Linked DNA regions of Homo sapiens: region 2 is linked to region 1. Evidence: chromatin loops called from intact Hi-C (ENCODE). Cell type or tissue: mammary epithelial cell. All regions are shown on one strand. Each heading gives the region's core, and the rest is flanking DNA. Links, peaks and the distances in the headings are about the cores only.

Region 1 (10,515 bases), core at 2,173-10,172:
ACTGCTTGTTGAAAAGATTTTCCTTTCTCTTTTTTATTTTATTTTAATTAATTAATTTATTTTTTTGAGACAGAGTTTCACTCTTTTTGCCCAGGCTGGAGTGCAATGGTGCAATCTCGGCTTACTACAACCTCCGCCTCCCGGGTTCAAGCGATTCTCCTGCCTCAGCCTCCCGAGTAGCTGTGATTACAGGCACCTGCGACCATGCCTGACTAATTTTGTATTTTTAGTAGAGACGGGGTTTCTCGATGTTGGTCAGGCTGATCTTGAACTCCCGACCTCAGGTGAACCACCCGCCTCAGCCTCCCAAAGTGCTGGGATTACAGGTGTGAGCCACCGCGCCCGGCCAGATCTTCCTTTCTCTACTGAATTGCTTGTGTACCTTGGTCAATAATCCATGAGCCATATTTGTGTGCGTCCGTTTCTGGGATCTCCATCGTCTTCCCTCGGTGTGTGTCTGCCCCTTCTCCAACACCAAGCTGGCCTCACGCTGTCACTCCACAGTCAGTGTAACGTTGGGTTATGTGAGTCTTCTTTCATTTTTCCACGTGTGGTGCATTTAGAATCAGTTTGTCTAAATCTACAGAAAGTCCTGCTGGGATTTTGATTGGAATTGCAATGAATCCATAGATCAATTACCGAGAACCGATACCTGTATGATAGTATGTCTGCATGTAAGAATGTGGTATGTCTCTCCATTTATTTAGGTCTTTAAATTTTTTTCTTCAGATCTTGTAGTTTTCTTTTTATTTTGTTTATTATTCTTTTTTGAGACAGGATCTTGCTCTGTCACGCAGGCTGGAGTGCAGTGGCACAATCTCGGCTCACTGCAACCTCTGCCTCCCAGGTTCAAGTGTTTCTTCTGCCTTAGCCTCCTGAGTAGCTGGGACTACAGGCGTGCGCCACCACACCCGGCTAATTTTTGTATTTTTACGGACAGGATTTCACCATATTGGCCAGGCTGGTCTTGAACTCCTGATCTCATGATCCACCTGCCTGGGCCTCCCAAAGTGCTGGAATTATAGGCGTGAGCCACCGCGCCCGGCCCCCCAACCCCGGCTTTTTTTTTTTTAGATGGAGTCTCTGTTGCCCAGGCTGGAGTGCAGTGGCGCAATCTTGGGTCATTGCAACCTCCACCTCCAGGGTTCAAGCGATTCTCCTGCATCAGCCTCCTGAGTAGCTGGGATTATGGGTGCCCACCACCACACGTGGCTAATTTTTGTATTTGTAGTAGACATGGGGTTTCACCATGTTGGTCAGGCTGGTCTCAAACTCCTGACTTCATGATCTGCCTGCCTCAGCCTCCCAAAGTGCTGGGATTACAGGCATGAGCCACCACGCCCGGCCCCCAGATTGCTTTTTAAAACTATATATTGCTGGGCGAGGTGGCTCATGCTGTAATCCCGCCTTTGAGACCAAAGCGAGCGAATCACCTGAGTTCGGGAGTTCGAGACCAGCATGACCAACGTGGTGAAACTCTGCCTCTACTAAAAATACAAAAATTAGCCAGGCATGGTGGTGCGTGCCTGTAATCCCAGCCACTCAGGAGGCTGGGGAGGGAGAATCGCTTGAACCTGGGAGGTGGAGGCTGCAGTGAGCAGAGATGGCGCCATTGCACTCCAGCCTGGGTGATATAGCGAGGCTCAGTCTCAACAAAACAAAACAAAAAACTATATATTGTTGTTTTACAACAGTAATAGATTATCTCTGTACATAGAAAATATATACAGAGACCAGCTTGGCCAACATGGTGAAACCTCGTCTCTACTAAAAATACAAAAATTAGCCGGGCGTGGAAGCACATGCCTGTAATTCCAGCTACTTGGGAGGCTGATGCAGGAGAATCGCTTGAACCCAAGAAGTGACGGTTGCAGTGAGCCGAGATTGCGCCACTGCACTCCAACCTTTGCGCTTTGGAACGAGTGAAACTCTGTCTCAAAAGAAAAGAAAATGTATACAGAGAATGTCAGAATTTATTTACCAGAACAAAACAAAAAAAGGGCAGGTGAGGTGGCCCACTCCTGTAATCCCAGCACTTTGGGAGGCCAAGGTGGGCGGATTGCTTGAGCTCAGGAGTTGAGACCAGCCTGGGCAACATGGTGAAACTCCATCTCTACAAAAAGTACAGAAATGGCCAGGTGCGGTGGCTCACGCCTGTAATCCCAGCACTTTGGGAGGCCGAGGTGGGCGAATCACGAGGTCAGGAGATCGAGAGTATCCTGGCTAACACAGTGAAACCCCGTCTCAACTAAAAAATACAAAAAATTAGCCAGGCGTGGTGGCGGCCGCCTGTAGTCCCAACTACTTGGGAGGCTGAGGCAGGAGAATGGCCTGAACCCGGGAGGCAGAGCTTGCAGTGAGCTGAGATCGCGCCACTGCACTCCAGCCTGGGCGACAGAGTGAGACTCTGTCTCAAACAAAACAAAACAAAACAAAACAAAAAAACCAGAAATCAGCCAGCCATTGTGGTGCGTGCCTGTAGTCTCAGCTACTCTGGAGGATAAAGTGAGAATCACTTGAACCCAGGCGGTTGAGACTGCAGTGAGCCGTGATCGTACCACTGCACTCCAGCCTGCATGACAGAGCAAGACACTCTTTCAAAAAAAGAATTGATTAATATGCTTGGACCATTTGCATTTAATGTAATTATTGATATATTTGGATTTAGATTTTTTTATTTTTCCATTCATGCTATTTGTTTCCTGTATCTTATCTTCCCTTTTCTGCCTTCATTTGGGTTATGAGAGCTGTTTTGGGCAGCTGATTTTAATCGTTTTTTTTTTGAGACGGAGTCTTGCTCTGTCATCCAGGCTGGAGTGCAGTGGCGTGATCTCGGCTCACTGCAACCTCTGCCTCCCAGGTTCACGCCATTCTCCTGCCTCAGCCTTCCGAGTAGCTGGGACTACAGGCGCTCGCCACCACGTCCAGCTAATTTTTTGTATTTTTTAGTAGAGACGGGGTTTCATCGTGTTAGCCAGGATGGTCTCGATCTCCTGACCTCGTGATCTGCCCGCCTCGGTCTCCCAAAGTGCTGGGATTACAGGCGTGAGCCACCTCACCGGGCTGTAATTGTTTTTGAAAATATCTCTTGGCTGGGTGCAGGGGCTCACACCTATAATCCTAGCACTTTGAGAGGTTGAGGTGGGCCAGTTGCTTGAGCTAGGAGTTCAAGGCCAGCCTGGAAAACATGGCAAAATCCCGTCCCTGCCAAAAATACAAAAATTAGCTGGGCACAGTGGTGTGTGCTTGTAGTCGCAGCTTCTCGGGAGGCTGAGGCAGGAGGGTTGCTTGAGCCCAGGTGGTTCAGACTGCAGTGACCTGTGATCATGGCACTGCACTCCAGATGCCTGTCTCAAAACGCACAAAGCAAAGGGTAGGAACAGGCAGAACCAAGCGGAAGTATGCCTGACTAGTACTTGGTGAAATGCCAGCTAGACCCATGGTGAGTTACCATTTCATATTCTCATGACTAGGGTGGGGACAGGGAGGCCTGAGGCAGTCGAACCAGTGGCTAGTGAAGGTCTGGAGCGGGGAGGGAGCCTGTGCCCTGGGGCGGGAGCGTAAATTCTGAGAGCCACCGCTGGGGGGCGATTGGGCCTGGCAGGGCGTCTGCCCCGTGTCTGGGCACACAGAGGTCCGGAGTACGCTGGCGGTGGCAGTGTTTGCATAAAGTCAGACAAGACGAGAGCATCGGTGAGTAAATGCCGGTGTTCAGGCAGCGGAGTAGTCAACAGCAGCTGAGATGAATAACCGACGCGGTCTCAATATGGACAATTCCCACCCCAATTCTGTTGAATGGAACCAGCAGCTGGCGGGTGGGTGCGCATTGTGCAGCGTTTCCAAATTGTTCAGAGGCGCAGGAAAGGCCCTCGCCATCTGGGAAGGCGTAGGGGTGAGCACGGCCTCAGGGAACAGAAAGGACGGAGACAGAACTCAGGCGGCAGAGGCCTCCAGGAGACCCTGGATGGAGGGGAGAGGGCGACTCGGGGGGCTCTGAGCATGTGTTTAAGGGGAGAGGTCAGGCATGGGGCTCATTATTTTTAAAAAACCTGTTTGTATGTTTGAAATATTCAATACTAGGCCGGGCGCGGTGGCTCATGCCTGTAACGCCAGGACTTTGGGAGGCTGAGGTGGGCGGATCATTTGAGGCCAGGAGTTTGAGACCAGCCTGGCCAACATGATGAAACCCCGTCCCTACTGAAAATACAAAAAAATGAGCCGGACGTGGTGGCGCACGTAATCCCAGCTACTCGGGAGGCTGAGGCAGGAGAATCACTGGAACCCGGGAGGCGGAGGTTGCAGAGAGCCGAGATCGCACCATTGCACTCCAGCCTGGGCGACAGAGCGAGATTCCCCATAAAAAAAAAAAATCAGTAATAAAGCTCACCTGTGTATCAGGCCGCGTTCTAATAAAGCTCACCTGTGTATCAGGCCGCGTTCTAATAAAGCTCACCTGTGTATCAGGCCGCGTTCTAATAAAGCTCACCTGTGTATCAGGCCGCGTTCTAATAAAGCTCACCTGTGTATCAGGCCGCGTTCTAATAAAGCTCACCTGTGTATCAGGCCGCGTTCTAATAAAGCTCACCTGTGTATCAGGCCGCGTTCTAATAAAGCTCACCTGTGTATCAGGCCGCGTTCTAATAAAGCTCACCTGTGTATCAGGCCGCGTTCTAATAAAGCTCACCTGTGTATCAGGCCGCGTTCTAATAAAGCTCACCTGTGTATCAGGCCGCGTTCTAATAAAGCTCACCTGTGTATCAGGCCGCGTTCTAATAAAGCTCACCTGTGTATCAGGCCGCGTTCTAATAAAGCTCACCTGTGTATCAGGCCGCGTTCTAATAAAGCTCACCTGTGTATCAGGCCGCGTTCTAATAAAGCTCACCTGTGTATCAGGCCGCGTTCTAATAAAGCTCACCTGTGTATCAGGCCGCGTTCTAATAAAGCTCACCTGTGTATCAGGCCGCGTTCTAATAAAGCTCACCTGTGTATCAGGCCGCGTTCTAATAAAGCTCACCTGTGTATCAGGCCGCGTTCTAATAAAGCTCACCTGTGTATCAGGCCGCGTTCTAATAAAGCTCACCTGTGTATCAGGCCGCGTTCTAATAAAGCTCACCTGTGTATCAGGCCGCGTTCTAATAAAGCTCACCTGTGTATCAGGCCGCGTTCTAATAAAGCTCACCTGTGTATCAGGCCGCGTTCTAATAAAGCTCACCTGTGTATCAGGCCGCGTTCTAATAAAGCTCACCTGTGTATCAGGCCGCGTTCTAATAAAGCTCACCTGTGTATCAGCCCGCGTTCTAATAAAGCTCACCTGTGTATCAGCCCGCGTTCTAATAAAGCTCACCTGTGTATCAGCCCGCGTTCTAATAAAGCTCACCTGTGTATCAGCCCGCGTTCTAATAAAGCTCACCTGTGTATCAGCCCGCGTTCTAATAAAGCTCACCTGTGTATCAGGCCACGTTCCTTTAGGAAGAAACACGGAGATCTAAGGAATGCGCGCGGCTCAGGGGTGAACTGCGGGTGATTTTCCCTCTTCTTATTTGTACTTGTATGTTCTGAAAATGTCGTCTAGCTTTTGGGTAGTTCTTACCTGAGAAAAGCCAGACAGCAGGTTTTTGGCGGAAGGACCGGTTTGCACAGCGGACACACGGGAGCTGCCCTCGCGGCTTTCGGAGAAGCCTCCCCCGTGCGGCGCCTCGCGCGCCCTCGTAAGCGCGCCGCGTCTTGGGGCCGCAAGTTCCCCTCGGTTTGGGGGCGGGGTTTCCAGGTCACGTGACCGGGAGACACGCCCCCCCGCCCCGGTCCCTCAGAGCGGCCGGCAGAGGGCGCCCGAGTCCCGGCCTCGCTCGCGCGTTCGGGGCGGCTCCTTCCTCGCGCGCCGCCGGCCACATCCAGGAGGGGGCGCCGCGAGTCCTCTCCGGCGGCCCCGTCGTGGGCAGCCCGGGGCCGGCTCCTGGGCGTCCGGTTCCGCGCTGGCTGCGTTTCCTGCCCCACCTGCTGGTGTCGGCTCGTGCGTGCCTCCTCCCCTGGGTTATGGGAATGGAATACGGTCTCCAAGTAATAAAGTGAACAGGCGGCCGGGCAGGGTGACTCACGTCTGTAATCCCAGCACTTTGGGAGGCGGAGGCGGCCGGATCACGAAGTCAGGAGTTGGAGACCAGCCTGGCCAAATGAAACCCCATCTCTACCAACAATACAAAAAAAATTTAAAAAGCTGACCTGGCGCGGTGGCTCACGCCTGTAATCCCAAGCACTTTGCGAGGCCGAGGCGGGTGGATCACGAGGTCAGGAGATCGAGACCATCCTGGCTAACACCATGAAACCCCGTCTCTACCAGAAATACAAAAAATTAGCTGGGCGTGGTGGCGGGCACCTGTAGTCCCAGCTACTCCTAAGGCTGAGGCAGGAGAATGGCGTGAACCCGGGAGGCGGAGCTTGCAGTGAGCTGAGATGGGCCACTGCACTCCAGCCTAGGCGACAGAGCGAGACTCCATCTCAAAAAAAAAAAAATTTTATTATTATTATTTTTTATTTATTGATCATTCTTGGGTGTTTCTCAGAGAGGGGGATGTGGCAGGGTCATAGGATAATAGTGGAGAGAAGGTCAGCAGATAAACACGTGAACAAAGGTCTCTGGTTTTCCTAGGCAGAGGTCCCTGCGGCCTTCCGCAGTGTTTGTGTCCCTGGGTAGTTGAGATTAGGGAATGGTGATGACTCTTAACGAGCATGCTGCCTCCAAGCATCTGTTTAACAAAGCACATCTGGCACCGCCCTTAATCCATTTAACCCTGAGTTGACACAGCACGTTTCAGAGAGCACGGGGTTGGGGGTAAGGTTATAGATTAACAGCATCCCAAGACAGAAGAATTTTTCTTAGTACAGAACAAAACGGAGTCTCCTATGTCTACTTCTTTCTACACAGACACAGTAACAATCTGACCTCTCTTTCTTTTCCCCACATTTCCCCCTTTTCTTTTTGACAAAACTGCCACTGTCATCATGGCCCGTTCTCGATGGTCGCTGTCTCTTTGGAGCTGTTGGGTACACTTCCCAGACGGGGCGGCCTGGCAGAGGCACTCCTCACCTCCCAGACGGGGTGGCCGGGCAGAGGTGCTCCTCACCCCCCAGATGGGACGGCCGGGCAGAGGCGCCCACTTCCCAGACGGGGCAGTCGGGCAGAGGCGCTCCCCACCTTCCAGATAAGGCGGTGGCTGGGCAGAGGTGCCCCTCACTTCCCAGGTGGGGCGGTCGGGCAGAGGCACCCCTCAACTCCCAGACGGGGCAGCCAGGCAGAGGCGCCCCCCACCTCCCAGACGGGGCAGCTGGGCAGAGGCGCCCACTTCCCAGACCGGGCGGCCGGGCAGAGGCGCTCCTCACCTCCCAGACGATGGGCGGCCGGGCAGAGATGCTCCTCACCTCCCAGACGGGGTGGCGGCCGGGCAGAGGCTGTAATCTTAGCACTTTGGGAGGCCAAGGCAGGCAGCTGGAAGGTAGAGGTTGTGGCGAGCTGAGATCACGCCACTGCGCTCCAGCCTTGGCAACACTGAGCATTGAGTGAGCAAGACTCCGTCTGCAATCCCAGCACCCCGGGAGGCCGAGGCGGGCAGACCATTGGAGGTCAGGAGCCGGAGACCAGCCCGGTCAACAGGGCAAAACCCCGTCTCCTCCAAAAATACAAAAACCAGTCAGGCGTGGCGGTGCATGCCTGCAATCCCAGGCACTTGGCAGGCCGAGGCAGGAGAACCATGGGAGCCCGGGGCAGGGAGGCTGCAGCAAGCCGAGACCACAGCAGTACAGTCCAGCCTCGGCAACAGAGGGAGACCGAAGGGAGAGGGAGAGGGAGAGGGAGAAAAAAATAATTAAAAAGCTTTATAAGCCTGCTGGATTCTGTCAAATGCCTTTTCTAAGTCTACTGAAATGATGATGTATTTTTGTCTTATTTTATTTATTTAGAGACCAGGTCTCACTATGTTGCTCAGAATCCTCCTGCTTCAGCCTCCCAAAGTGCTGGGATCACAGATGTGAGCCACCACGTCCGGCCGTCTTTTTGTCTTTTAATCTGCTTATATGGTGAATTCCATTGGCTCATATTTCATGTTGAACCAGCCTTGCATTCCTGTGATAAATTTCACTGCGTCATGGTGTGCACTTATATTTGTATTATACATATATGTGTGCTCATGGGCCTGTGTTTCAGTGTGTGGCAATGCTGTGGGCCTACAATCATCAAAACAGCTCTGGAAAACAATGGTCAAGTGAGAGGGCATTCTATGCCTGGCTTCAAGATTTGGGTTTTTTTTTTTTTGAGATGGAGGCTCGCTCTGTCACTCAGGCTGGAGTGCAGTGGTACGATCTCAGCTCACTGCAGCCTCCGCCTCTGGGGCTCAAGTGATTCTTGTACCTCAGCCTCCCGAGTAGCTGGGATTACAGGCGTGTACCACCATGCCTGGCTAGTTTTTGTATTTTTGGTAGAGACGGGTTTCGCCATGTTGGCCAGGCTGGTCTTGAACTCCTGGCCTCAAGTGATCCACCCACCTCGGCCTCCCAAAGTGCTAGGATTACAGGCGTGAACCTTTGCACCTGGCCCAAGATGTGTTATAAAGGTTCAGAAATCCAGACAGTGTGGCATTGGTAACAGGATAGACAAATAGATCAGTGGAACAGAATAGAGGATCGAGAGTAGACCCTCACATACATGCTCAACTGATTTTGAAATAAGTGTAAGCAAATTCAGCAGAGAAAGGAGAATCTTAGCAACAAATGGTACTAGAATGACGGGGCTACACATATGAATGGAAGCTTCAATCTATACATGACAGTACATATATAAATCCATTCAAAATTTACTATTAATTTTTTTGAGATGGAGTCTCACTCTCTCGCCCAGGTTGGAGGGCAGTGGCACAATCTTGACTCACTGCAACCTCTGTCTCCCAGGTTCAAGTGATTCTCCTGCCTCAGCCTCTGGAGTAGCTGGGATTACAGGTGCCCGCCACCACACCTGGCTACTTTTTGTATTTTTAGTAGAGACGGGGTTTCACCATGTTGGCCAGGCTTGTGTCAAACTCCTGACCTCTGGTGATCCACCCGCCTTGGCCTCTCAAAGTGCCAGGATTACAGGTGTGAGCACTGTGCCTGGCCTCAGAACTTATTATAAGCCAAAATGTAAGGCCTACAACTGTAAAATGTGCGTTAAGAATGAAAAGGAGGATGTCAGTGTGACTTGGGTTAGAGAAATGATTCTTAAACACTAAAAGCATGACACATAAAGGAAAACCTGATCCACTGGACATCATGAGAATGAAGGGTGTGTGCATTTTGAAAGGCCCTGAGAAGACAAGCCCAGGCTGGCAGAGGCATTAGCAAATATCCCGTCTGAGGAAGGACTCATCTGCAGCATCTATGACAAGCTCCCAGGAGTCATGGGGTGCTGTGCTCTCGGCAGATATGGGAGAGCCTCCCATCCCATCATTCGTGTCTCCGGAGCAGCACTGCTCAAAGTCCCCTACCAATGCCCTCCTCAGCCGACAGACCTGACCCTCCCCACATGTGCACCCACAGGCCAGGCCTTGTGGGTCTTCTTGGGACATGACCCCAACTTCAGGAGGAGGAAAGTAAGAAGAGGAAAATCAATGAAAAGAAAAAAGAATTTACTGGTGGCCCTTTCAAGTCTTTCTGTCAAACGGCCCAATTTCAGGTTCAGCCAGGCAGTGGTGACAAGGCAGCCCTGTGTTCTGCCCAGTTCCAAGGGCTCCACCGCCTCTGTGGGTGAGAAGCAGCAACCAGCCGGGGAGAAAACCATCTAGCTGCGTCAACCTCGGTAGTGCTGGAAGTTAGCACAGGCGGGCCTGGGTTACCACGGTTCAGTTCTAGACACCGCAATAACACAAATGTCGCAATAAAGCCAGTCGGAGGGATTTTTCGGTTTTCCACTGCATATAAAAGTTATGTTTATACCACAGTGCAGTCAGGTGTGCAATAACATTATGTTTACAAAACAATGCATATGCCTCAATTTAAAATACTTTATTGACCACTCCTCACTCCCTCCCCAACTGGGCTCCCACCACCCTACCCTCCCTCAAGACCAAAAAAACAATAAATAATAATAATAATAGGCTGGGCACAGTGGCTCACACCTGTAATCCCAGCACTTTGGGAGGTCAAGTGGGCAGATTGCATGAGCTCAGGAGACCAGCCTGGGCAACATGGTGAAACCCTGTCTCTACCAAAAATACAAAAAATTAGCCGGGTGTGGGGGTGTGCACCTGTGGTCCCAGCTACTAGGGAGACAGAGGTGGGAGGATTGCTTCAGCCTGGGAGGCAGAGGTTGCCGTGAGCCGAGATAATGTCACTGCACTCTAGTCTGGGCAACAAAGCAAGACCTCGTCTCAAAAAAAAAATGGCTGGGGGTGGTGGCTCACACCTGTAATCCTAGCACTGTGGGAGGCCAAGGTGGGCGGATCACCTGAGGCCAGGAGTTCGAGACCAGCCTGGCCAACATGGTGAAACCCC
Region 2 (15,900 bases), core at 3,709-11,708, 120 kb after region 1:
CTGACCCTCCCCCGGCGTCCCATGCCCTGCACCCGGGTCCCTGCTTGCCCTGGGCTCGGGAAACGTACCGCCCGGAAGTCACGGTGGAGCTTGTTGTACTGCCACAGGTTGGCCAGGAGGCTGGATGCTGCCCGGGAGGACTTCTCACTGTCGGGGCTGAGGGTGGAGGGCAGTCAGGAGGGGACACACAGCCAGAAAGCAGGGTGGACTGGGAGGACCCCTGACCAGGCTGCTGCACGGCTGGGTCGGCCCCTACCTGTCCCGCTTCTTCTTGATGAAGATGAGCTTTCGGAGTCCGTCAAAATACAGCAGGTCTCGGGCAGCGATGGGGCTGGCCACCACCAGGTTGTTGAGCACAGCTATGATGTTGACCAGCACCTCGGCTGGGGGCGACTTCTCACCCACGCTGCCCGGCAGCTTCTCGATCAGGTGGCTCACCACCTTCGTGGCTGTGGGAGGCCGGGGGTCAGTCTGCACCCCTACTCCTGGCCACCTGGGCACCTGGGGTCCCCTGCCTCCCCCAGGGAGCTGGACTGGCCCCAGTGGTCTGAAGCCCACACTTAAAGACAAAATTGACATGTGGGTCCAGCAGGGCAGGGACGAGGGGCTGCCCGACTCACACATCTCGTCCTTGTTCCTAGCGTTCCGAGACAGGTTTCGGATGAGGCCAGTCAGTGAGCGCAGCTGGTGGTGGTCGGCGGTCCTGACACGGTCTAGCAGGGGGTTCAGAATACGCTCCTGCTCCAGGGCCAGGCGGCTCAGCACCCCCGCCCACTGTGGGGAGGGAGGGTGTGAGCCGTGACCCGGAGGCCTCAGACCCTCACCTGAGGGGGTCCTGCCACAATGGGGTCGCTGCATCCTCTCGCCACCCTCAGGGGGGCCTCTGCTTCTGCCTTTGCCCCCCAGCCGGGGGGAATCAGCCGCAGCCCGGATCAGGTGCCTCCCTTCAAACCCAGGGCAGGACTTCCATCCTCCCAAGGCCCAAGGCCTGCGCCACCGGGACGCTGACCTCCGAGGCTCCGCGGACCCTGGGCGTCCCCTTCCTCCTCCCCTCCCTCTCCCTCCTCTGTCCCCCCCTCAACCGCATGAACCCCTGGGACCCCCTCGGGTCTGGGTTGGGTGCCCCACCCTGCGGTCGCCTGCCGTGATGTTCTGCAGCGCCCCGGCGGCCGCCTCCGTCGTGTGCCGGTTGAGCTCGCAGCGCTGCAGCAGCCGGTTGTACAGCCCCACGATCTGGGGGCTCCACAGCCACTCGAGGCCCTTGGGGTCCTTGGACACCTCCGCGAAGGTGAGCGCATCGGCGGCGAGGGGCAGCTGCGCAGGGCGGGGAGGAGTCGGCGGGGTCGGGGTGAGCGGGTCGGGGTGAGCGGGTCGGGGTGAGCGGGTCGGGTGTGAGTGGGGCGGGGGTGAGCGGGGTCCGGGGTGAGCGGGGCGGGGGTGAGCGGGGCCGGGGGTCGGGGGTGAGCGGGGTCCGGGGTGAGCGGGGCGGGGGTGAGCGGGGTCCGGGGTGAGCGGGGTCGGGGTGAGCGGGTCCCGGGGTGAGCGGGGCGGGGGTGAGCGGGGCGGGGGTGAGCGGGGCCGGGGGTGAGCGGGGCCGGGGGTCGGGGGTGAGCGGGGTCGGGGTGAGCGGGGCCGGGGGTGAGCGGGGCCCGGGGTGAGCGGGGCAGGGGTGAGCGGGGCGGGGGTGAGCGGGGTCGGGGTGAGCGGGTCGGGGGTGAGCGGGGCCGGGGGTCGGGGGTGAGCGGGGTCGGGGTGAGCGGGTCGGGGGTGAGCGGGGCCGGGGGTCGGGGGTGAGCGGGGTCGGGGTGAGCGGGGCCGGGGGTGAGCGGGGCCGGGGGTCGGGGGTGAGCGGGGTCGGGGTGAGCGGGGCCGGGGTCAGTGGAGCCGGGGGTGAGCGGGGCCGGGGGTCGGGGGTGAGCGGGGTCCGGGGTGAGCGGGGCCGGGGTCAGTGGAGCCGGGGGTGAGCGGGGCCGGGGGTCGGGGGTGAGCGGGGTCCGGGGTGAGCGGGGCCGGGGTCAGTGGAGCCGGGGGTGAGCGGGGCCGGGGGTCGGGGGTGAGCGGGGCCGGGGGTCGGGGGTGAGCGGGGTCCGGGGTGAGCGGGGCCGGGGTCAGTGGAGCCGGGGGTGAGCGGGGCCGGGGGTCGGGGGTGAGCGGGGTCCGGGGTGAGCGGGGCCGGGGTCAGTGGAGCCGGGGGTGAGCGGGGCCGGGGGTCTGGGGTGAGCGGGGTCGGGGTGAGCGGGGCCGGGGTCAGTGGAGCCGGGGGTGAGCGGGGCCGGGGGTCGGGGGTGAGCGGGGTCCGGGGTGAGCGGGGCCGGGGTCAGTGGAGCCGGGGGTGAGCGGGGCCGGGGGTCGGGGGTGAGCGGGGTCCGGGGTGAGCGGGGCCGGGGTCAGTGGAGCCGGGGGTGAGCGGGGCCGGGGGTCGGGGGTGAGCGGGGCCGGGGGTCGGGGGTGAGCGGGGTCCGGGGTGAGCGGGGCCGGGGTCAGTGGAGCCGGGGGTGAGCGGGGCCGGGGGTCGGGGGTGAGCGGGGTCCGGGGTGAGCGGGGCCGGGGTCAGTGGAGCCGGGGGTGAGCGGGGCCGGGGGTCGGGGGTGAGCGGGGCCGGGGGTCGGGGGTGAGCGGGGCGGGGGTGAGCGGGGCGGGGGTGAGCGGGGTCGGGGGTGAGCGGGGTCGGGGGTGAGCGGGGCCGGGGGTGAGCGGGGCCGGGGGTGAGCGGGGCGGGGGTGAGCGGGGCGGGTGTGAGCGGGGCCGGGTGTGAGCGGGGCCGGGTGTGAGCGGGGCCGGGTGTGAGCGGGGCGGGTGTGAGCGGGGCCGGGTGTGAGCGGGGCCGGGGGTGAGCGGGCCGGGGGTGAGCGGGGCGGGTGTGAGCGGGGCGGGTGTGAACGGGGCCGGGGGTGAGCGGGGCCGGGGGTGAGCGGGGCGGGTGTGAGCGGGGCGGGTGTGAGCGGGGCGGGTGTGAGCGGGCCGGGTGTGAGCGGGGCCGGGTGTGAGCGGGGCGGGTGTGAGCGGGGCCGGGGGTGAGCGGGGCGGGTGTGAGCGGGGCCGGGTGTGAGCGGGGCCGGGTGTGAGCGGGCCGGGGGTGAGCGGGGCGGGTGTGAGCGGGCCGGGGGTGAGCGGGGCGGGTGTGAGCGGGGCGGGTGTGAACGGGGCCGGGTGTGAGCGGGGCCGGGGGTGAGCGGGGCGGGTGTGAGCGGGCCGGGTGTGAGCGGGGCCGGGTGTGAGCGGGGCCGGGTGTGAGCGGGGCAGGTGTGAGCGGGGCCGGGGGTGAGCGGGGCGGGTGTGAGCGGGGCCGGGTGTGAGCGGGGCCGGGTGTGAGCGGGCCGGGGGTGAGCGGGGCGGGGGTGAGCGGGGCCGGGTGTGAGCGGGGCGGGTGTGAGCGGGGTCCGGGGTGAGCGGGGTCCGGGGTGAGCGGGGCGGGGGTGAGCGGGGCGGGTGTGAGCGGGGCCGGGGGTGAGCGGGGCGGGGGTGAGCGGGGTCCGGGGTGAGCGGGGCGGGGGTGAGCGGGGCGGGGGTGAGCGGGGCGGGTGTGAGCGGGGTCGGGGGTGAGCGGGGCGGGGGTGAGCGGGGTCCGGGGTGAGCGGGGCGGGGTGAGCGGGGCGGGGGTGAGCGGGGCGGGGGTGAGCGGGGCCGGGGTCAGCGGGGCCGGGGTCGCAGCACCCACCCCACGCCCCGCTCAGGCTGGTGCCCACCTCGCGCAGCCGCCGGCTCTGCGGCGTGAAGCAGCCCACGACCTCTCCCGGCGGCGCCCCCGCCAGGTCCCTGCGGCCGCGACCCTCCAGCCGCTGCAGCGCGGACGGCGGCATCTCGTCGTAGAGGCGGTAGGACAGGTTCCGCAGGACGCACACCGCGTTCTCCACGCTCTGCGGGCGGGGGCGCGGGGCAGGGGCGCGGGTCAGAGCGGCGGCCCGGGGGCACGGCCCCTCCTCCACACCGCGCCCCTCACCTTGTCCTCGCATTTGCCCGCGTCCAGGGCGTGGTTGATAGAGGTGACCAGGGCGTCCACCAGCCCGTGGCACTCCCGCATCTTCTGGCGAGTGGCCTGAGAGGCTGAGCTGAGGTTCCTGGGGACCGAGGTGGATCAGAGCCCCCCAGGGACCCCGCATCCCGGGCCTTGCCCCAACCCATCGTGGGCCCTCGCACGCCCATCCCCAGCGCGAGGCGTGCGGTGTGTGGGCTGCGAACGCCAGGCCAGGCGGAGTCCCCACAGTGACCCGCGCCTGCAATCCCCACCCCGCTGCCCGAGGCTGGCGCACCTGAGGAAGCCGGTGGCGTTGTAGAAGATCTCTGCCTCCGAGGCGTTCTGCTGGATGAGGGGGGGACCCCCAGCCCCCGACAGGGGGCTCAACACCAGGTCTGTGAGCTGCTCCAGCGTGTCTCTGGCCAGGCGGTCCTTCAGGTGGTCGCTGGATGAAAGGTTCCACAGGATCCCTGGAGGACGGGGGAGGCTGCTATCAGCGTCTGCCCTCCAACCCCCTCCGCGTTTCTGGGGATGGTGTGAAGAGGTCCCGCCTCTCCCCAGGGGCTGGCCTGGTGTTCTGTGCCTCACCCACGAGCCCCACTGGGGAGACCCTGGGGTGGCATTTGAGGTGATAGAGCTGGGACCAAGCAAGAGGGGACAAGATGTGGGGGTGGGGTGGTGAGCAGGCCTGGCAGTGCAGGCGGCTCCAAGGAGACAAAACCACAGGACAGGGTGGCCGGGGGTCCAGGAAAGAGGCGGGCAGTGGAGGCCCAAGTAGAAACACGGCCGGCAAAAGGTACAAAGGGACGGAGGGGAACCGAATGAGGTGGAGGGGTCAGAACGGAGGAGAGAGGACAGGCAGAGGAGGGACAGGAGGAGGGGGACAGGCAGAAAAGGGGGACAGGTGGAGGGGGGGACAGGTGGGGGATAGGCAGAGGGGGCAGGTGGAGGAGGGGGGCCAGGTGGGGGGGACACAGAGGGAGGACAGGAGGAGTAGGGGACAGGCAGAGGGGGCAGGTGGAGGAGGGGGCAGGTGGAGGAGTGGGGCAGATGGCGGGCAGGTGGGGGGGTAAGGCAGAGGGGGGGAGGAGGAGTAGGGGGGCAGGTGGCAGAGGGGGCAGGTGGAGAAGGGGGGCAGATGGTGGGCAGGTGGAGGGGGGCAGGTGGGGAGGAAGGCAGGGGGGATAGGCAGAGGGGCGCAGGTGGAGGAAGGACAGGTGGAGGAGGGGACAGGCAGCACCTGTGACATTTTTGCGAAGCTCATCATCCTGCTCCCGCAGTGTCCGCAGCAGCTCGAAGATCCCGTTCTCCTCCACCAGGGCCAGCTTGTTGTCAGCGTTGTCGTAGATGAGGTTGCGCATGGCACCTGTGGCATGGCGCTGCACTTCCTGGTTGGCGTGGTTGAAGAGCTTCACCAGCCTAGGCACGGCCTGAAGGCTGCGGGCCTGCGGGCACAGGCATATGGGGGTGCACAGACGCATGTGGATGGATGCAGACTATGCACCTGTGTGCAGCTGTGTCCAGGTGCGTAGATGTAGATATGCAGGGGATGCAGCCGTATAGGGAGGTGACGGAGGTGTGTGCGGCGGTAGGGAGGTGACGGAGGTGTGTGCGGGGGTACGGAGGTGACGCAGGTGTGTGCGGGGGTACGGAGGTGACGGAGGTGTGTGCGGGGGTACGGAGGTGACGCAGGTGTGTGCGGGGGTAGGGAGGTGACGCAGGTGTGTGCGGGGGTACGGAGGTGACGCAGGTGTGTGCGGGGGTAGGGAGGTGACGCAGGTGTGTGCGGGGGTAGGGAGGTGACGCAGGTGTGTGCGGGGGTAGGGAGGTGACGCAGGTGTGTGCGGGGGTAGGGAGGTGACGCAGGTGTGTGCGGGGGTACGGAGGTGACGCAGGTGTGTGCGGGGGTACGGAGGTGATGCAGGTGTGTGCGGGGGTAGGGAGGTGACAGAGGTGTGTGCGGGGGTACGGAGGTGACGCAGGTGTGTGCGGGGGTAGGGAGGTGACGCAGGTGTGTGCGGGGGTACGGAGGTGACGCAGGTGTGTGCGGGGGTAGGGAGGTGACGCAGGTGTGTGCGGGGGTACGGAGGTGACGGAGGTGTGTGCAGGGGTACGGAGGTGACGCAGGTGTGTGCGGGGGTAGGGAGGTGACGCAGGTGTGTGCGGGTGTACGGAGGTGATGAGGTATATGTGGGGGTAGGGAGGTGACGCAGGTGTGTGCGGGGGTACGGAGGTGATGAGGTATATGTGGGGGTAGGGAGGTGACGCAGGTATGTGCGGGTGTACGGAGGTGATGAGGTATATGTGGGGGTAGGGAGGTGACACAGGTGTGTGCGGGGGTACGGAGGTGACGGAGGTGTGTGCGGGGGTACGGAGGTGACGCAGGTGTGTGCGGGGGTACGGAGGTGACGCAGGTGTGTGTGGGGGTATGGAGGTGATGCAGGTGTGTGCGGGGGTACGGAGGTGACGGAGGTGTGTGCGGGGGTATGGAGGTGATGAGGTATATGTGGGGGTACGGAGGTGACGCAGGTGTGTGCGGGTGTACGGAGGTGATGAGGTATATGTGGGGGTACGGAGGTGATGCAGGTGATACTGGTGTATCCAAATTGTATCCTTCTGCTCTTCCTCTGCTGAGGGGGCTCCAGACAGAGTGGGGTCTACCCAGTCAGCTTGGGGATCATGAGGGGTGCTCAGTGAGCAGAGGACAGTGGGAGGTGGTGGGGCCCACGAAGGAGGTCACCAGGGGGCAGCGAGTGGGTGGTCGGGGTGGTCACCTGCTTCTTGGCGGCTGCATCGCTGTAGCACTTGTGCTGGATGTAGGCCGCTCCCAGCACCTGCAGGTTGGGGTCTGAAGCCATGAGGTACTTGACTGCTGAGGGCAGGTCAATGTCATCAAAACTGCGGAGCCAGGGGTCAGGGGTCAGGCTAACTTTGGGTTCAGGCTGGGCCCGTGGTAGAAGCCCCCTCCCTGAGCCGGGCCCAGCCGCTCACCCGCTGCTGAGTCTCTGCAGGGTTCGGTGGCTACCGTAGCTGTTGAACCCATGCACGTCCGGCAGGTGGCCCGAGTCAGCCAGGCTGAGGCTGAGGCTGCGCACAGATGGCGCTCGAGCCACTGGCTCCAGGACGGCCCCCGGCACTGCCCCGCCTACCCCGCGGCTCCGGTGGCTGCTCTGGAATCGCTGCAGGGTCCGCACGGCAGGGGCACGGATGGTCCGGCTCGGGGAAACCTCAGTGGCCTCGGGCCAGTCCAGCCCCCCTGCCCGGCTGGAGCTGGAGCTGGCCTGGCGCTCGTACGCAAAGGCCCTGTAGGTGGAGGTGGCCGCGGGCTCCAGCTGCTCAGACACCAGGCTGTAGCGGTCGTCCAGGCCCCCGGGCCCCAGCCGCAGCGAGCGCAGGGAGAGTGTGTCATAGTCGGCCCGGCTCCCAACCCCACCGCGCTCATGGAAGGACACGGGCCTGGTGGGCATGGGAGGGGTGGGCTGGGCACCCCCGTACCCAGCGGCCCCAAAGGCGCTGCCCCCGTTGTGGGCTGAACTCAGCCTCCGACTGCAGCTCAGATCCACGGCGGAGCGGGAGGACCAGGAGGCTGGGCTGTAGGCCGGCTTGGCGATGGGCCGGAAGCCCTGTGGGTCGAGAGGGGGCGGTGAGGGCGTGCCTGGGCTCACCTGTGTCCGGGCCCGCTGCAGAGCCTCCCACTCTCCAGACTGCAGAGCTCAGATCGTCCCCCTCGGGCTGGGCCCATCGCTCACCGAGGTCTTGTCCCCACTCAGGCCCTGAGAGCGAGAGCTGAAGCCAGCCTGCAGGGTGTGGTACTGCCCCCTGGATGTGCCTGTGGAGAGGGACGGTGGTAGCCCAGCTCTGCCACACAGCAAAGCACTGGCCTCCTGCCTCCTCTCCACCACTCCATCGCTATTGGCAACCCTAGGAGCAGCCTCCAATCCAGGGCAGGGAGGCCAGGGGGGCACCAGGGCCAGTGCCTCCCCATTCCTGCCATGGCTTGGTCTCCTCACATGTCAGCCCTGGTGGTCCATCTTCCACAGCCCACCCCCCAGCTGTGCCTCCTCTACCCGAGAGGGCAGATACGCTCACCCACTGACCTCCTGGTCGCCAGGAGGAATGTGCCAGGGCCTCTGACATCAGTTCTCCAATCCTTGCCATGGTACAGTGCCCAGCCTCCTCCAGGAAGCCAGCCTGGCCTGCCCCGGCCCACACTGACTCCTTTTGAGCCCCTCCTGTGCCCAAACCTCATCTGTGCCCGGTCACAGGAGAGTGACACTGTCTCCCTGGACCAGTATGCCCTGTTGCAGTGCCCTGTCCCACCCGGCAGAGCCTGAGGCAGGGGCCACACCCACCCCGTCCAGCCACACACACGCCAAGGGCAGCTGCGTCAGCCCGACTCCACAGTGAGTGGACAGACAGGTGGGTGGGCAGAGGGTGGAGGGCGGAGGGTGGATGGAGGGACAGGCAGGAGGAGGATGGGAGGGCTGCTGTGACTGCTGGAAGGATGGACAGAGTGGTGGATGGAGGGGTGGGACAGCCGTCGACGACAGGGTCCCATGGTTGGATGGTGAGTGGGCAGAGGGATGGACTCGTGGATGGGTGCAGAGAGGATGGGCTGATGGTGGGGGCATGAGAAGGCCCACCAGAGCGACCTGGCTGAGGGGCTCAGGGTGGGGTGCAGGGAAAGGGGCCGTGGCCCTCCCACAACTCTGCCCAGAGCTGGATGCTCTGTGGGGGACACCCCCATGGCAGAGGCCCCAGGTTCACCCTGGTTAATGGGGCTTCTGGGCCGGGGCTATTAACCCTCTGACGCTCGTGAGGCCCAGCCCGGAGTGGGGGCACGCCCCAGCCTGGGGACCTCACCCCCACCCCCCAATTATAATCCACCTCCCTCTAATTGGCAGGGCAGCCAGGGTGGTAATTAACCCTTCCCTCACCGTCCTCCACCCCATGACCCCTGGGCACCCGACTTGGTCACCAGCAAGGCTGAGGCCCCTGGAGGGAGGACCCCACAGTCCAGGCCGCCGGGCCGGCCCCTCCGCTGGGCGACCTTCACTTCCCCCTGGCCAGTGGCTGGAGGCCAGTCCTGGGGAAGGCCCCTCTAAACACCAAGTGGACCATGATGAACTGGCATCTGGGTCCCTGGCATTCTGGGAGGTCCATCTTACTGTCTAACCTTAATCCCTGTTGCTGTAGCCTGGGAAGGAGGAAATGGCGTTCCTAGAACCACTGCCTTCAACTCACAGCGTCTGTGCTCCTGTCACTCACACTCACACGCATGCACACACACTCGCGTGAGTGGGGCCAGGATTCCGCCACAGGTGGGTCTGGCTGGCACCGAGGGGTGCTCCTCCACCTGCTGTTCCCACAGAGAAATCTAGGTCACTCCAGCCGGGCCCTCCCCTCTAATTCCTCAGGGAGCCCCTGGTCCAGACAGGCCTGGCTTTCCTCCAGGACTTCCAGCACCCCCACACCTCTCCCCGCTTTCCCGTTCTGCTCATTCCCGTGAGGTATGGGAGGAGCGTGGGTGTCTGGGTGTCCCTGAGACCCTATGTGAGTCTGTGCTACCGGGGCCAGGCGCGTGCGTGTTCCGGGTTTGCCGACCGAGTGGCCTGGCCCGCCTGCCATGTGCCAACCTTCCCTGTCATCCCCCACAGGGATGGCTCCAGGACTCCAGGCACAGGTGGGGCCTGGCCAGGCTCAGTCTTTGGAGGACCCCGGGGTCCCTGCTTGGACAGGGCAGCCCCACCCATGGCTTCTCCCCACGCCCCTGGGGCGGGGTGTGTGACTCAGTGTGAGGCCTGGTGAGTCAGGAGCCGGCCTCACTGCGGCCTCTGCCCTCACACTATCACGTCCGCCCGCAGCCACCTCTCCCCGCCACCGCCATCCCCGCCGCTGTCCCCACCGCCTACCTCTGGCAGTCTCGGCCTCAGGCTCGGGCTCAGCGGCCCCGTTGTGCCGCGGCTGCTGTCCCAGCTGCAAGAGGCGGGCGCGGACCTGCTCCTGGACGCGGGCTGCCCGCAGCCGCTCGGCCTCCGGCCCCTCGGCGCCCCGGCGGTCCAGCTGCAGGTCAGAGGGCAGCGCCAGGGAGCACACGCCGGCCTCAGGCTGCAGGGCCGACAGCAGGAAGTTACCGTCCTGCATGGCGGCAGGTCCACCGGGCCTGGGCCTGGCGGCCGCCTCCAAACCCAACTATCTTCACGTCCTGTCCCTCGAGGCCCTCTCCCTGAAGTCCCCGCCCAGCCAGCCTCACCCAGAGCCGCCTGAAGACAGACGCCTGCCCAGCCCTGAGCGCAGCTGGGGGCGGGGACACCTGGCCAGGTGGGAGGGAGGGGCCGCCGCCTGCTTAAGGTGGAATTTGGGCGGAAGAACAGGCCCTGCATGGCCCCAGGTCCCAGCCTGGCCTCCCGCCTCCTTTTCTCCCATCCCACAACAGGGCCACGGGGACCTGGGTCCTTCTTGTTCTCAGCCTGTAAAGGCCAGACCGGGCCCTTTGTCGTGGGGCTGGGACAGAGGGGCCCTCTGTGTCCTGAGTGTCAGGGAAGGGCAGGGGGCCTGCGGGGGGCCTATGTCCTGCCACCCCCAGCATGAAGGGGAGGGTGCCCCAGTCCCTGGGGGTCTAGGGCCCTAGGTAGCTCCAAGAATCAGCCAGCCTCCATGGTAGCCCAGCCTTCCTGGTGAGGTGGGGATGAGGCCTAGGAAGGGTTGGCAGGAGACACTGTCGGGAGTCAGGGGTCAGTGCCAGGGATCAGGACAAAGGCTGGAGGGACAGAGCTTTAGGGTCCAACGGGACTCCATGGAGGCCCTGGCCCTGGTCCTTGGAATCCAGCGAGCCCCCTCCGCACCAGGAAGCATGTGGATGGACCGGCCCTCCCCCGAAGCCTGCAGACCCTGGAACTCACCCCCAGGACCCCCTCACCCCCTACAGAGGCCTCCAAAACCCTCTCTGGCTTCTGGGACCCTGGCACCACTGCTCCTGCACCCCAGGCCCTGGGGTGGGAGGCCGTTCCCAGCACATGAGTCAGGGTGCAGGGGGGCGGGGCCGCCCCAGGGGGTTGACTCAGAGGGCCTGCACTCCTGTCAGCGCATGTCAGGCTGGGGCAGGAGCGGGTGTGCAGGGAAGAACCAGGGGTCTGGAAGAGCAGAGGCCTGGATGGAGAGGGAGCGAGGGTGGGGGGCCCCTGGTGGGGGTGGGGTAGTGGGGGGCCCCTGGTGGGGGGGCCCTGGACCAAGCAGGGCTTGTGCCCAGAAGGTCTCCTTCTAGCACCACAGCCAGCAAATGGGCTCTGAGGCCCTCTAGCCTCTGGGACAAGCCCCTGGTAGATGGGGGTGGGGATAAGCCTAGGAGGGCTGGGGGTGGGAGCTGAACATCTATGACAACCTCTGGGCTTCTCTCACGAGCTCATCGGACAGCCTCTGCTTCTCCCTGGACCCTGGACCCTGGCTCTGGGCTCTCCTCCAGGGCAGACCCTTGCCCCCTAGCTCCGTCCCTGGAAGATTTTTGCCTTAATGGGGCTGGGGCAGGGGTCTGGCGTGAGGGCCGGGTCAGGGTTAGGAGGCAGCATTAAGGGTGAGGTCAGTTCTGAGGGGAGGAAGCTGGAGAGTAGGAGTCGGAGGTCAGCGTGGGGGGTTAAAGGGGGAGGGGAAGGTCCACTGAAAGGATGGGTGAGGCCCGGGCTGGGGCCACCAGGTGGGGTCGGGGTGGTGGGGAAGGGGTGGGAGACCTACCCGGCTCGTGGTCCGGATCCCGCCAGCCTCCCAGCTCATCCCAGAGGCCACTGCTGACGGCCGAGGTGTCCAGGACTCCATCCCTGGCCCGGCGCGTGCGGGGCAGCCTCTGCGGCGGGGACAGGACTGTGGGGGCCTCGGAGGGCGGGGTGGGAACGCCCAGCTCATCGGACTGGCTGATTCCCTGGGAGACAGGTTTCGTGTGGAAAAATCCTGGGAGACAAGTTTGTGCGGCGCAGAGCGGGCCTGGAGGTATGTGCCTGGCATGGGCTGGGTCCCGCCCTGCACCCAGGTCCACCCCAGGCCCACCTGGGGCCCTGCAGGGGCCAGGCTGGGCGGCATGAGGGGGAAGCCAGCCTGGAGGGCCTCTGCAGCCCAGTCAGGCCGAAGGGCTCACAAGAGGACTCAGTGAAGGGGCTTCCGTGCGGCTGGAGCTATGATGGGAACGCCGGTACCCCGCGGCCTGCAGGGCCCCCAGGGCCGACTCTGCCCACCTTCCCTCCTCCCCTTGGCAGAGAGGGCTGTGGGTGCCCCCCCCCAGAGCTGCGGCGCCTCCCTGAGGATGCGTGGTGCCCGCCAGGCACAGTTTTGGCAAAGCCAGGAATCTGGGGTGCACCTTCCCTCACTGCGGCCGGGCCAGACGGATGGCGATGCCTGCTAGGCCACCGCTGCAGCTTCCAGCTCCAGGCTCGGCGGAGTCTCATCTGATCCCTGTGACCAGCCCTGAGGGTCGCACTCTCCCTGGAGCCAGCTCCTGACACAGGAGCCCTGGAGGGGGGCTTGACGGTAGGCTTCCTGGAGGAAGCGGTTGTCTGTGGGGCCCGGAATCTGCACGGAGCCTCGGGCCGCTTGGGTGCACAATCAGGTTGAGAGCCTGGAACCTGAGGGCCTCGAAGGGTGAGTGAGCGCTGCTCTTAGATGGGTCCTGGGTGGGGTGTGGCCTGTCAGTCACCTCCCAAGAGGCGGTGGGAGAGGGCGCAGGAGGGCTTCGGGGCATGGTGGGCTCAGCGTGGGGGGCACGGGAGGCGCTCACAGAGAAGGTCGGCTGGGCCCAGGTCGTGGGCAGAGCTGCCAGGTGCGTGCCCGGAGTTGTGGGAGGGCACAGAAGACAAACCTCCAGGGCAGAGCCTGCGTGGGTGGAGGGGGTTGGGGTGGTCGTCTTAAGGAGCAGAAGGGGGAGGATCTGGGGAGAAAGGTGTGAGGACGTTGGAAGCAAAATATAGTCAAAGCCGAATTCAGGAGTGAGCCGGTGCACAGAGAGGCTTGGGAGGCTGCCTCAGGTCCCACCGCCTGCAGGGGCGGGGTTCGGAGTGCATTAGGGGAGCCCCTTGGTGGTTGATGGACCCGGCGTGGGGGCACAGCTCACCCAGAGGCAAGCGTCCTGGCGCTTCCTGTTGGCGCCCACGCTTGCAAACCTTCTGACTTGGGCTCCAGCCAAGTCCAGCCCCTCCACGGAGCCTGCCCGGCTGCCCATGGGCACCACCCCTCACCTTGTGGAGTGTGGCCCCTGCCCCGCGCCTGTGGCTGGGGCAGCTCTGAGGTCTCTGGCCTTGGTCCTTGGCATGGAAAGTAGCTGAGGGGTATGGCCCCTGTAGGCTCTTGGGGGGGACACCTTTCATCTGCACACACCCCGTCCACTGCCGGCCTGTTGGTCAGTCTGTCCATCTGTCCGTCCACTACTTGTTCGTTCATCAGACGAGTCCCGGGCTCTTGCTATGCCCCCGGCGCTCCTCTGGGGAAGGGGGCGTCTGTCTGAGGCAGGCGGGGCATCTCCCGGGGGTTCTCCTGGGGTCTGGCCTCAGGACCCCGGCGCTCCTCTGGGGAAGGGGGCGTCTGTCTGAGGCAGGCGGGGCATCTCCCGGGGGTTCTCCTGGGGTCTGGCCTCAGGACCCCGGCGCTCCTCTGGGGAAGGGGGCGTCTGTCTGAGGCAGGCGGGGCATCTCCCGGGGGTTCTCCTGGGGTCTGGCCTCAGGACCCCGGCGCTCCTCTGGGGAAGGGGGCGTCTGTCTGAGGCAGGCGGGGCATCTCCCGGGGGTTCTCCTGGGGTCTGGCCTCAGGACCCCGGCGCTCCTCTGGGGAAGGGGGCGTCTGTCTGAGGCAGGCGGGGCATCTCCCGGGGGTTCTCCTGGGGTCTGGCCTCAGGACCCCGGCGCTCCTCTGGGGAAGGGGGCGTCTGTCTGAGGCAGGCGGGGCATCTCCCGGGGGTTCTCCTGGGGTCTGGCCTCAGGACGGTGTGTGGACCCATTCAGTTAGCCCCAAGTGTTCCTCACCAAATTGCAGCTGCTAACAGGTGGCGGCCGCTCCTGTTGCTTTCCTGTTATAAACAGGTGGCGCTGTGGGGCCAGGTCCTCCTCAAACAAGGCGGAGGAGGGAAGTCCTGGGAATCGGGGGCCTGGCCTAAGAAGGTGCCTTCTGAAAGGAAAAAAGCTAACCCCTCCATGGAGAGGTCCCTGTATTCACAAGACTGTGTTGATTCCTGACATGGTGGAGGAAGGAGGCCTGAGATGCCACTCACAGTTGTGCCAAGAGATGGGGAGGGGGGCCCAGATTGGAGAGGAGAACTCTGGAGTCCAGGACGAGGTCCATCCTCCTTCCCTTGACCCCTACAATCCCTGGGGTTCCTGGATGGCAATGGTGGTCTGGACGACTGTAGCTGGGGAGAGGAGGCTGGGGACCCATCAGTCCTGCTGTACCATTTGGGAGACTGGCCCGAGGTCCGGCAACCCACGTCTCCAGGGATGGTCTGTCCTCCAGCGGTCCCCTGTGGGCGGAGGATGACCCAGGTGCCCAGGCAAGAGACTGAAGGCACAAACTGTTTCAGTATAATAAAGAAAATAGAATAAGAATAGTCATAATACAAATTAGATATAGAGATGCTCATGGACAATTATCAATCATTATTATAAACATTATTAGTCATTAGCTTTTAATATTACTCTTTGTTCCATTACTATATAACCTAGGAATAAGCGGTGGGTATAGGGTCAGGTGCTGAAGGGACGTTGTGAGAAGTGACCTAGAAGGCAAGAGGTGAGCCCTCTGTCACGCCAACATAAGGGCCGCTTGAGGGCTCCTTGGTCAAGCGGTAACGCGAGTGCCTGGGAAGGCACCCGTTCCTTAGCCGACCGCGAAAGGGAGTCTCCTTTCCTTGGAGAGGTCGGGGAACACTCTGCTCCACCAGCTTCTTGTGGGAGGCTGGATATTCTCCAGGCCTGGCCCGCAGTCATCCGGAGGCCTAACCCCCTCCCTGTGGTGCTTGAATGATCACACTCCTTGTCCACTTTCATGCTCCTCCCGTACTCCTGGTTCCTCTTTGAAGTTCGTAGTAGATAGCGGTAGAAGAAATAGTGAAAGTCTTAAAGTCTTTGATCGTTCTTATAACTGCATAGAAGACAACACTGATGTATGCTGCCTTTCCTCTCTACTTCGGCTACCTAAGAGGGAAGGGTCACCGTAAGGTGACTTGCTTCACCTTATCACTTAGAAGATTCACCCTCCTTATCCTGCCCCCTTGTCTTGTATGCAATAAATATCAGCGCGCCCAGCCGTTCAGGGCACTACTGGTCTCCGCGTCTTGATGGTAGTGGTCCCCCAGGCCCAGCTGCTTTCTCTTTATCTCTTTGTCTTGTGCCTTTATTTATTACAATCTCTGGTCTCCGCACATGGGGAGAACACCCACTAAGCCCCGTAGGGCTGGACCCTACAGTCCCCAAGGCAAACTGGACAGGGTCAAGGTGGCCTCCCTGCACTGTCTGGAAAGCCCCTCCTGAAGGACCCTCCTCCCTGCACTGTCTGGAAAGCCCCTCCTGAAGGACCCTCCTCCCAGGACTGTCTGGAAAGCCTCCTGAAGGACCCTCCTCCCTGCACTGTGTGGAAACCCTCCTGAAGGACCCTCCTCCCTGCACTGTGTGGAAACCCTCCTGAAGGACCCTCCTCCCTGCACTGTGTGGAAACCCTCATGAAGGACCCTCCTCCCTGCACTGTCTGGAAACCCTCCTGTGGGGCCCTAGCCCAACACATTTGCAGCAGTCACAGGTGTATCTAGGGATCCTGGGGTCCATGAGCCCACAGGGCAGCTGTTAAGAGCCTTTGCCTTCTTCCTATATCTCCTCTCTCTTTTCTGGACTTCCTCCCGGTTCCCACTGGAAAAAACTGAGGTGGCCCCTCCCAGGATGCCCCCAAAGTACCATCTGGTCCCACAGCCCATTCCCGCATCC

The links. Hi-C counts contacts between places; a loop is a spot of excess contacts. Peaks named below come from ENCODE experiments on the same cell type or tissue, not always from the same donor. Only the 100,000 strongest peaks of a DNase experiment are listed, where the experiment ranks them.
Region 2: it touches region 1 in a loop (10-fold over the local background); 40 of 110 quality-filtered maps call a loop at or near these places.

What each region holds. Positions count from the first base shown.
Region 1 is chr11:514,183-524,697 of GRCh38, reverse strand. It overlaps a transcript of LRRC56 not described here. Among named protein-coding and RNA genes, the nearest start is that of RNH1, 12 kb to the right of the region's middle. In mammary epithelial cell, for the core only: a CTCF peak has its summit at 5,861 (motif pointing right); DNase peaks (open chromatin) are centred at 5,997 and 9,327; H3K4me3 peaks cover 303 bases; H3K27ac peaks cover 2,094 bases.
Region 2 is chr11:388,492-404,391 of GRCh38, reverse strand. It overlaps PKP3 (plakophilin 3), which reads right to left and starts at 10,183. Exons shown (of 13, transcript NM_007183.4): 1 at 9,868-10,183; 2 at 7,705-7,784; 3 at 6,947-7,578; 4 at 6,730-6,853; 5 at 5,196-5,400; 6 at 4,251-4,425; 7 at 3,941-4,058; 8 at 3,687-3,857; 9 at 1,129-1,314; 10 at 621-774; 11 at 257-449; 12 at 69-156. The coding sequence starts at 10,099. RefSeq lists enhancers at 7,480-8,009, 9,968-10,730. In mammary epithelial cell, for the core only: a CTCF peak has its summit at 7,775; DNase peaks (open chromatin) are centred at 9,751, 10,271 and 10,991; H3K4me3 peaks cover 3,745 bases; H3K27ac peaks cover 2,481 bases.